Regions from separate parts of the Homo sapiens genome. Here region 1 is linked to region 2. Evidence: chromatin contacts called from ENCODE Hi-C or POLR2A ChIA-PET data. All regions are on one chromosome and are shown on one strand. The core of a region is the stretch at or near the end of the contact, and the rest is flanking DNA. Distances in the headings are between cores, read along the strand shown.

Region 1 (3,567 bases), core at 286-2,785, 210 kb after region 2:
TACTCATCCCCTGGACAACAGGTATCAGGACATCTTATGTTAGTCAGAGTAGGGTGGGTTACACTGTAGGAACCAGCCCCACAAAAATCTCAGGAACTGAACAAAATAAAGGTTTATTCTTGCTTGTAAAAAGTCCAATGCAGGCACCGCACTCCTGAGTAGTTCTATTTCAAACAATCACTCAGGGAGCTGGGTAGGGCCCTCAGGAATGTGGACCTTCAGGGGCTGCAGGAGCAAAGGGAGAATAAAGTCTCTCTCATAGCTTCCAAGAGACTTTCAAGGGCAGATAGAAAGGATCAAAGGCTGCCAAAAGTTCAGAGAGCTGTCCCCAGTAGAATAATGAGGTAAATGCAGATATCAGAGTGTAAGGAGAAGGGAGCATGTGTGTGCACGTGCAGTACGCTGAAGAATGGGCAAGATCGGGAGGGAGATGAAAAGGGGAAGCGCCCACCACTCCCATCTGCAGAGCCCATGCAAGAGTACAAATACAGGTCCACATGCCATATATCCAAGTATTTAAAATTTGAAATATGTTTTATCTTCCTACCATGGTGAATATCCCTTCATCAGGACCCGAGAAAGCAGGTTTGAATTTTGAAATCTTTGACTCCTCACTGCTCTGCTCTGGAGCATGGTGGCTCAGGTATAGCTAGCATTGGGCCAACCCCTGCCCCTCTCTCTTCCCACTTTGGCTCCATCCTACAAGCAGCTGCCCCTTGGCTGCCTCTTGGTCTTAGCAGCGCAGTTCACTTTCAGGAGGCTGGACCAGGGGAAAGACCTGAGCAGCCCTAAAAGTGGGGTTGAGACCACAGGGCAGGGGATTCTGTCTGGGGCTCCATTTGATCTAACAGGAGGGGTGGGGGCTTTGGGTGCGCTTGCCCTTTGTCTCCTCACCAATGGGGATGTACGTAGCCCGAGGAAGGCCAGAGCAGGGCCTCTTTCCAGGATGAAAGGGCAGTCCTGATCCCAGGCAAGGGATGCAAGAAGAACAAGACCATGGAGGCAGGAACACGGCAGGACTAGAAAAGAGGGGGCAGCCCTGGGGAGAAAGAAGCCTGGAAGCACAAGCAGAGGCCAGAAAATGTTCAAGGAAGGGCTGGGCGCGGTGGCTCACACCTGTAATCCAAGCACTTTGGGAGGCCGAGGCGGGTAGATCACTTCTGAGACCAGCCTGGCCAACATGGCGAAACCCCGTCTCTACCAAAAACAGAAAAAAATTAGCTGGGCATGGTGGCACATGCCTGTGGTCCCAGCTACTAGGGAAGCTGAGGCAGGAAAATCGCTTGAACCGGGAAGCAGAGGCTGCAGTGAACTGAGATCACGCCAACTGCACTCCAGCCTGGGCGACAGAGCGAGACCCTGTCTCAAAAAAAAAAAAAAAAGTGCAAGGAAAAATACACAATTTGCTTAACCTATGTGGTTAAGCTCTTCAATCCTCAGTCCCCTTGGCTTGGAGAGCTGCCCAGATATGCGAGGATGCAAAGGTTCTCGATTTCTCATGTTTGTGCTGAAGCTTCCCAATTGTGTCTGCAGCCTGCTACCTCAGCATTACTCATAAAAGTATTGTTTTAGTTTCTAGTGAAGTGAAAAAGGGGAACTACGGTTTTCCTTCCCATACCAGTTGAGAAATTATTTAAAGACAGAGATCCTTAAATGCTTGTTTTAAGGAAGCACGCTTCTAAAAATGACACACTTCACCCTCCTTTGGCGATGAGTTCAGGAAGGCTTCCTGCAGGTAGCATCTGACGGTGGCTAAGCCAGCCATGCAGGCTCAGACCTGGGGGCAGAAACTGAATGTCAAACCCCTTCCTGACATGTCTACCACGTTCCTTCCAGCAGGTTTGAATTCCGAAGTCTCAGACAAATGACCACACTCTGGGTGGTTTAAAACAACAGGGTCAGGCGCAGTGGCTCAGGCCTGTAATCCCAGCACTTTTGGAAGCCGAAGCAGGCAGATCACCTGAGGTCAGGGGTTAGAGACCAGCCTTGCCAACATGGTGAAAACCCGTCTCTACTAAAAATACAAAAATTATCCAGGCCTGGTGGCGTGCGCCTGCAATCCCAGCTACTCGGGAGGGTGAGACAGGAAAATCACTTGAACCCAGGTGGCGGAGGTTGAAGTGAGCTGAGATCGCACCACTGCACTATAGCCTGGGTGACAGAGCAAGACTCCATTTCAAAAAAACAAAAACAAAAACAAAACAAAACAAAAAAACCCCAGGAATTTATTCTCTCATAATTCTCAATGTCAGAAGTTTGAAATCAAGGGGTCAGCCATGTTGGGTTTTTTTTTTAAGGCTCTGAGGAAGAATCTGCCCCCTGCCTCTCTCCGGCTTCTGGGGGCTGCCAGCAATTCTTGGTGCTCCTTGGCTTGTAGATGCATCACCCCAACCTCTGCTTTTTTTCTTCCCTGCATCTTCTCTCTTCTCTCAATTTCCCTTTTCTTATAAGGACACCAGTCACTAGATCAAAACTCATCCTAATGCACTATGTCCTCATCCTAACTTAACCACCTCTGCAAAGACCCTACTTCCCAAAAGGCCACAGCACAGACACCAGCATAGACCTTTAACATATTCTTTCATGGGACACAATTCAACCCACAACAGTAGCTATTGTTCTAATCCTTGTATTACAGATTATAAACTGAGACCCAGGGAGTAACTTACCCAGAGATACAGAAAATAAGGGGTATGACTCAGTTTGTAATCTGTCTAGACCTCATTATTACCATTTGCCCTTGCTTGTACCAGGCCTTTTAGTGGGTGCTTCATTTTCATTTCTAATCCTTATCTCAACTGCAGAGAGTCATATCCCTCATTTTACAAACAGAGGCTTAGATAATTTAAATGGCTTCCCCAGTGTCTGAGTCTATTTGTGTTGCTATAAAGGAATACCTGAGGCTGGGTGATTTATAAAGAAAAGAGGTTAATTTGGCTTATGGTTCTGCGGGCTGTACAAGCATCGCACCAATATCTGCTTCTGGTTAGGACTTGTGGCTGCTTCCACTCATGGTGGAGGGGAAGGGGAGCCTGCGTGTGCAGACTCCCCTTGTATGGAAACAGAGGAGGCAAAGAGAGGGCAGGGAGGTGCCAGGCTTCATAACAACCAGCTCTCATGGGAACTAAGAGTGAGAACTCACTCATCACCACAAAGGTGCCACCAAGCTATTCTTGAGGGATCCACCCGCATGACCCAAACACCTCTTATTAGGCCTACCTTCAACACTGGGGATCAAATTTCACCATGAGGTTTGCAGGAGTCAAACAAGCCAAACTAGAGCACCAAGTCACCATGGGTAGGTAGAAAGTGGCATATTTGGGATCTAATCTGAAGTTGTGGCCAATAATTCTCACCCAGGTCAACACACCAGACATCTTTGGGATGGCTTGCTCCTCCTCATCCTATAGCCTCTGCCTTGAGATGGTGTAACTTCCTCCCTGCAGTTGAGAATCATGACTGTAAATGACACACTACTGGAATTGCCCATGTGAAGAGTGCAGAGGCAGAAAATGAATCACTGACCTTTACAGCACTGCAACTGATGCCTCACAGTGGGTAATGGTC
Region 2 (3,622 bases), core at 565-3,064:
GTACTTTGAACTAAAGGAGACTGGAAAGCCTCCAAGGAAACCTCAGAAACAAGGTCTCCCTCTCCGATCTTCTCCTGCCCTCCTGTCTCCTCCTCTTCTTTCTCCCCTGAAGCAACTCGCAGAAAGCAGAATTCCTCTTTCTCAAGGAGGGTCATAGAAACTAGAACCCCTTTCCCCCAAAGCAAGCCATAAAACCCTAGAAAAATTACTCTAACCTTCCCCTGCCTTTCTGTGTAGACAGTGACGGTAAAGAAATTCTCTGACCTACCTTGCCTGATAGTAGGTAATAAGACCCTCATTCCAGGGGGGTCCTGCCCTGATCCCTGGAGGAAAAAATGCTACAGACTGCAGCCAAGAAGAATCGGAACACACAGGCCTTGCTGGGCTTCCCCTTCCATTTATTAGCCTTAGATCACAGCCTTTTGCCCAATCACATTTCTGCCTGGCCGTTCATTCTGCATTAAATCTAAGCATAAAAATGAACAGTTTTCCTTGGATCTTTGGGTTTTCATTTCTAAAAGCTCCCATGTCATGTAAAACTTTGATGAAAGAAATATGTTACCCTTTTCTCTTGTTACCCATCTTTTGTCATAGTATTGGCCGTGACTCTTATGATAGGTGAGGAAAGGTATCACACCTCTTCACTCCTACAAGTTCAGTGTATTTCTGAGTTTGGCTCTCAGCTTTAATTTTATTCCCTGCTTTGCCTAACGGAAATTTATTCTTCAGTTTTTAGCTAAACTATTTCTCCTCAGACTGTTTCCTGTCATAAACTCATGTCTCACCCTGCCCTTCTTTTTATCACTCGTCACATCTGTTATTTTAATTGTTTAACTTCCGTCTTTCCTAAGACAGGCATCAGCTGAGCACAGTGCCTGTTTAGTTCATAGGCACATTCCTAAAACCTTGCACTGTGCCTTGCACATACTAGGCACTCGAACGTGTTGGAGGAATGAATGAATGAACGATTTATAGCACACTGTCAGCAAACTTTCAAAATGAAACATCCAGAGACACCTAATATAGGGAACATTTTATTTGGAAAGATTTTGAGCATCATTCTCTTTTCATTTTTTATTAAGGCAGTAACATTCTTTCTTCCTGGAGGCGGAGGGGGGAAATCATCTGAGGCTACAGTAAGTTCAATCTGAAGTCAAAACCAACCAATTTGTATTCAGAAGCAGCAAAAATACTGGTTATGGGCTGGGAGGAGCCACATGTTGGCTTTCTGAGTCCACTGCCAAGGAACAGATCCAGAGCAATGCATTTCAATTGCTTTGAAAAATGGCTAAGTTCCATTACATACCACCACTAAAGAAGATACCTCATTGATGGAGCTTTTCACCATGATAGAGGGCGTCTTGCATTGGTTCACAATGGCCTGTTGCTTTTTAGCCTTCAGTTGGTTTAGGGGGAAATTGCTCAACCTATGAGACCTGCTCAAATTCATACTGTTCTGGTTTTGCTTTGGAATTCTTTGTCCAGTAAATTAGCTCTTCATAACGCAGTTCCACCATTTCTTATCCAGCATAGATTCATTCTGCCCTTGACAGCTGGCTAGGTGTGTGTGTATGTGAGTAGGGGTGCTATTGATTGGCACATATTGTCCCCCCTGGAGTTTAGGGGTGGCAGAAAGCTTTTATAGTACCAAAAAAGTAAACATTGATAATATGGCCTGACAACAATCAGATATGCTAAGCTCTAGAAGCAAAAGCAAGGTAGGATTGCCTCCAAATGTTGACAGGTATTAGCCATACCACAGTAACTAGATCTAATGTGAGGGCTAAATGCCTGGAGAGGCAGAACCCTAAAGGATGCTTAGTTATAGCTCCATGCTGCCGCCGAGTGGCTTGATGCTCCATTACACCCTCCTTGGATCCAACCTTCCATTAAGGCTGAAGGCTCTAGAGGGCAGAGTATTCAAGATGTTAGATCTGGTCCAAGCCCAAATTCTAGAGTTAAAAGCAGAGGGGTTCTTAGTGGCTGAAAAAAAACAAAACCTGATGACATTTGGGACTCCAGTTTTGAGGAAAGGCTCTGATGATGAGGCTTACTTCTGCAGGCTACCAGAGACTCCTGAGACTTCAACAGCTTGACTGATTTATCACACACTCCAAGTGGCCCAGAGACAAGGACGGCCAGAAGAGATGGGCCCCCCCGGAAGGCATGGTTCCAAAAGTGTGAGGAGCAAAGTCAAGGGAGGCAGGGTAGGAAGAGGGGACAGAAAGAGGGGCTTGCAACAGATCAAATGCTGACCTCCAGGAACAGGGTTTAGGGCAGGTGTGATGTTTCCCCTCCTGGCCCTCATCTTGAACAAAGAAAAGGGAAGCCACATGAAGCTGGTTTGAAAGATTATATCAAAATTAATACCACTGCAGCTTCTATCCTTGGCTAATGGCAAAAGCGAGAAGGGTACCTGGAAAATAACTTCTTTCTTTTCCTCTAGATTTTCGAAGAAGCAAATAAATCAAGAATAGAAACCTATATATAGGAGGTTGGGCCTCCTGCAAAGAATGAAGCACTTTTTGTTAAATACAGGAGAGGCTACTTGGCTGCACTAATATGTGCTTTTTGGAATCTTATAGAGTGTCACCAAGTTGAACTTTGGAATGGCTTGAATCATCCCTGGAGCATCTGTGCCGGGCAGTCAGGAGTGAGTGCACCGCCTCCCACCCAGCCCCATTGGGCCTCACACCCTCTTCATTCCTTTCCCCATGAGGCAGGCAAACACGGTCATGACCATTTTGGGGTTCACTTCAACCAGGTCTTCTGGCAGGGCATACACTCTTGCTCCAATTTTTCGGGCCATAGAGATGGCATATCTAAAAGGGAGAAAAGAGGAAAAATAAGGAGAGCCTGAGAAACACAACACGAATGGGACCCTGGAGGGTCACAGTCACAGTCGTTCCATAGTCAGGACAGAACTCACTCCTGCAGTGGCTGGAGTCAGTCACCAGCATCCTCACACTTTTGTGGACAAATTTTGGCTCAACCAAAGATTCTGACAAAGCATCAGACTTGCTGGCTAGTCTCGTGATCATTATCAAGTGTATTATTTGTCCTTGGAGACCTCTTCAGCTCCTGCCTTTTTTTTAAGTTAAGTTTTTTTTTTTTTTTTTGTAGAGACAGGGGTCTCACTATGTTGCCCAGGCTGGGCTTGAACTCCTGGCCTCAAGAGAAGCTCTTGCCTCAGCCTCCCAAAGCACTGGGATTACAGGTGTGAGCCACTACAGCACGTGCTGCCACTTTTGATACTCACACCAGGAGTATTCTCTTGGGCTACATAGCAGCATAGCAGAAAGAGTCACAGAACTGAATAAACATGTGTGCTAGGAAAAGTTTGCAGACTACATTTCAACTACAGTAACATTTTGACAAGGAACAAAAGAGGAAAAATGTATAATATCCTGACCTTGGCCAGGCGCGGTGGCTCACGCCTGTAATCCCAACACTTCGGGTGGCCGAGGCGGGTGGATCACAAGGTCAGGAGATCGAGACCATCCTGGCCAACATGGTGAAACCCCATCTCTACTAAAAATACAAAAAATTAGCCAGGCGTGGTGGCGTGCGCCTGTAGTCCCAGCTACTCAGGAGGCTGAGGCAGGAGAATCGCTTGAACCCG

Evidence for each region. A loop is a pair of places that touch in the nucleus more often than their neighbours do. ChIA-PET counts read pairs that join two places held with the same protein, here RNA polymerase II (POLR2A). Pooled maps may share reads with other maps.
Region 1: a pooled map shows a loop between it and region 2 (2.0-fold over the local background). The contact joins two enhancer-like sites. A Hi-C loop is called at or near these places in 8 of 168 maps with a recorded cell type or tissue (A673, CD4-positive, alpha-beta T cell, CD4-positive, alpha-beta memory T cell and 5 more), 1 of 37 single-sample maps with no recorded cell type and 15 of 50 pooled maps. POLR2A ChIA-PET finds 5 or more read pairs at or near these places in 5 of 52 experiments (CD4-positive, alpha-beta T cell, activated T-cell, activated naive CD4-positive, alpha-beta T cell and 1 more).

What each region holds. Positions count from the first base shown.
Region 1 is chr13:46,337,681-46,341,247 of GRCh38, forward strand. It overlaps RUBCNL (rubicon like autophagy enhancer), which reads right to left. Exons shown (of 15, transcript NM_025113.5): 15 at 1-3,567. Among named protein-coding and RNA genes, the nearest start is that of LINC00563, 42 kb to the left of the region's middle. RefSeq lists an enhancer at 1,432-1,511. Within about 2 kb of position 1,536, at least 2 of the 41 ENCODE cell types and tissues checked have a DNase peak (open chromatin) inside an H3K27ac peak, as active enhancers do.
Region 2 is chr13:46,124,902-46,128,523 of GRCh38, forward strand. It overlaps LCP1 (lymphocyte cytosolic protein 1), which reads right to left. Exons shown (of 16, transcript NM_002298.5): 16 at 1,022-2,822. The coding sequence ends at 2,690. Among named protein-coding and RNA genes, the nearest start is that of CPB2, 22 kb to the left of the region's middle. RefSeq lists an enhancer at 550-659. Within about 2 kb of position 1,815, at least 7 of the 41 ENCODE cell types and tissues checked have a DNase peak (open chromatin) inside an H3K27ac peak, as active enhancers do.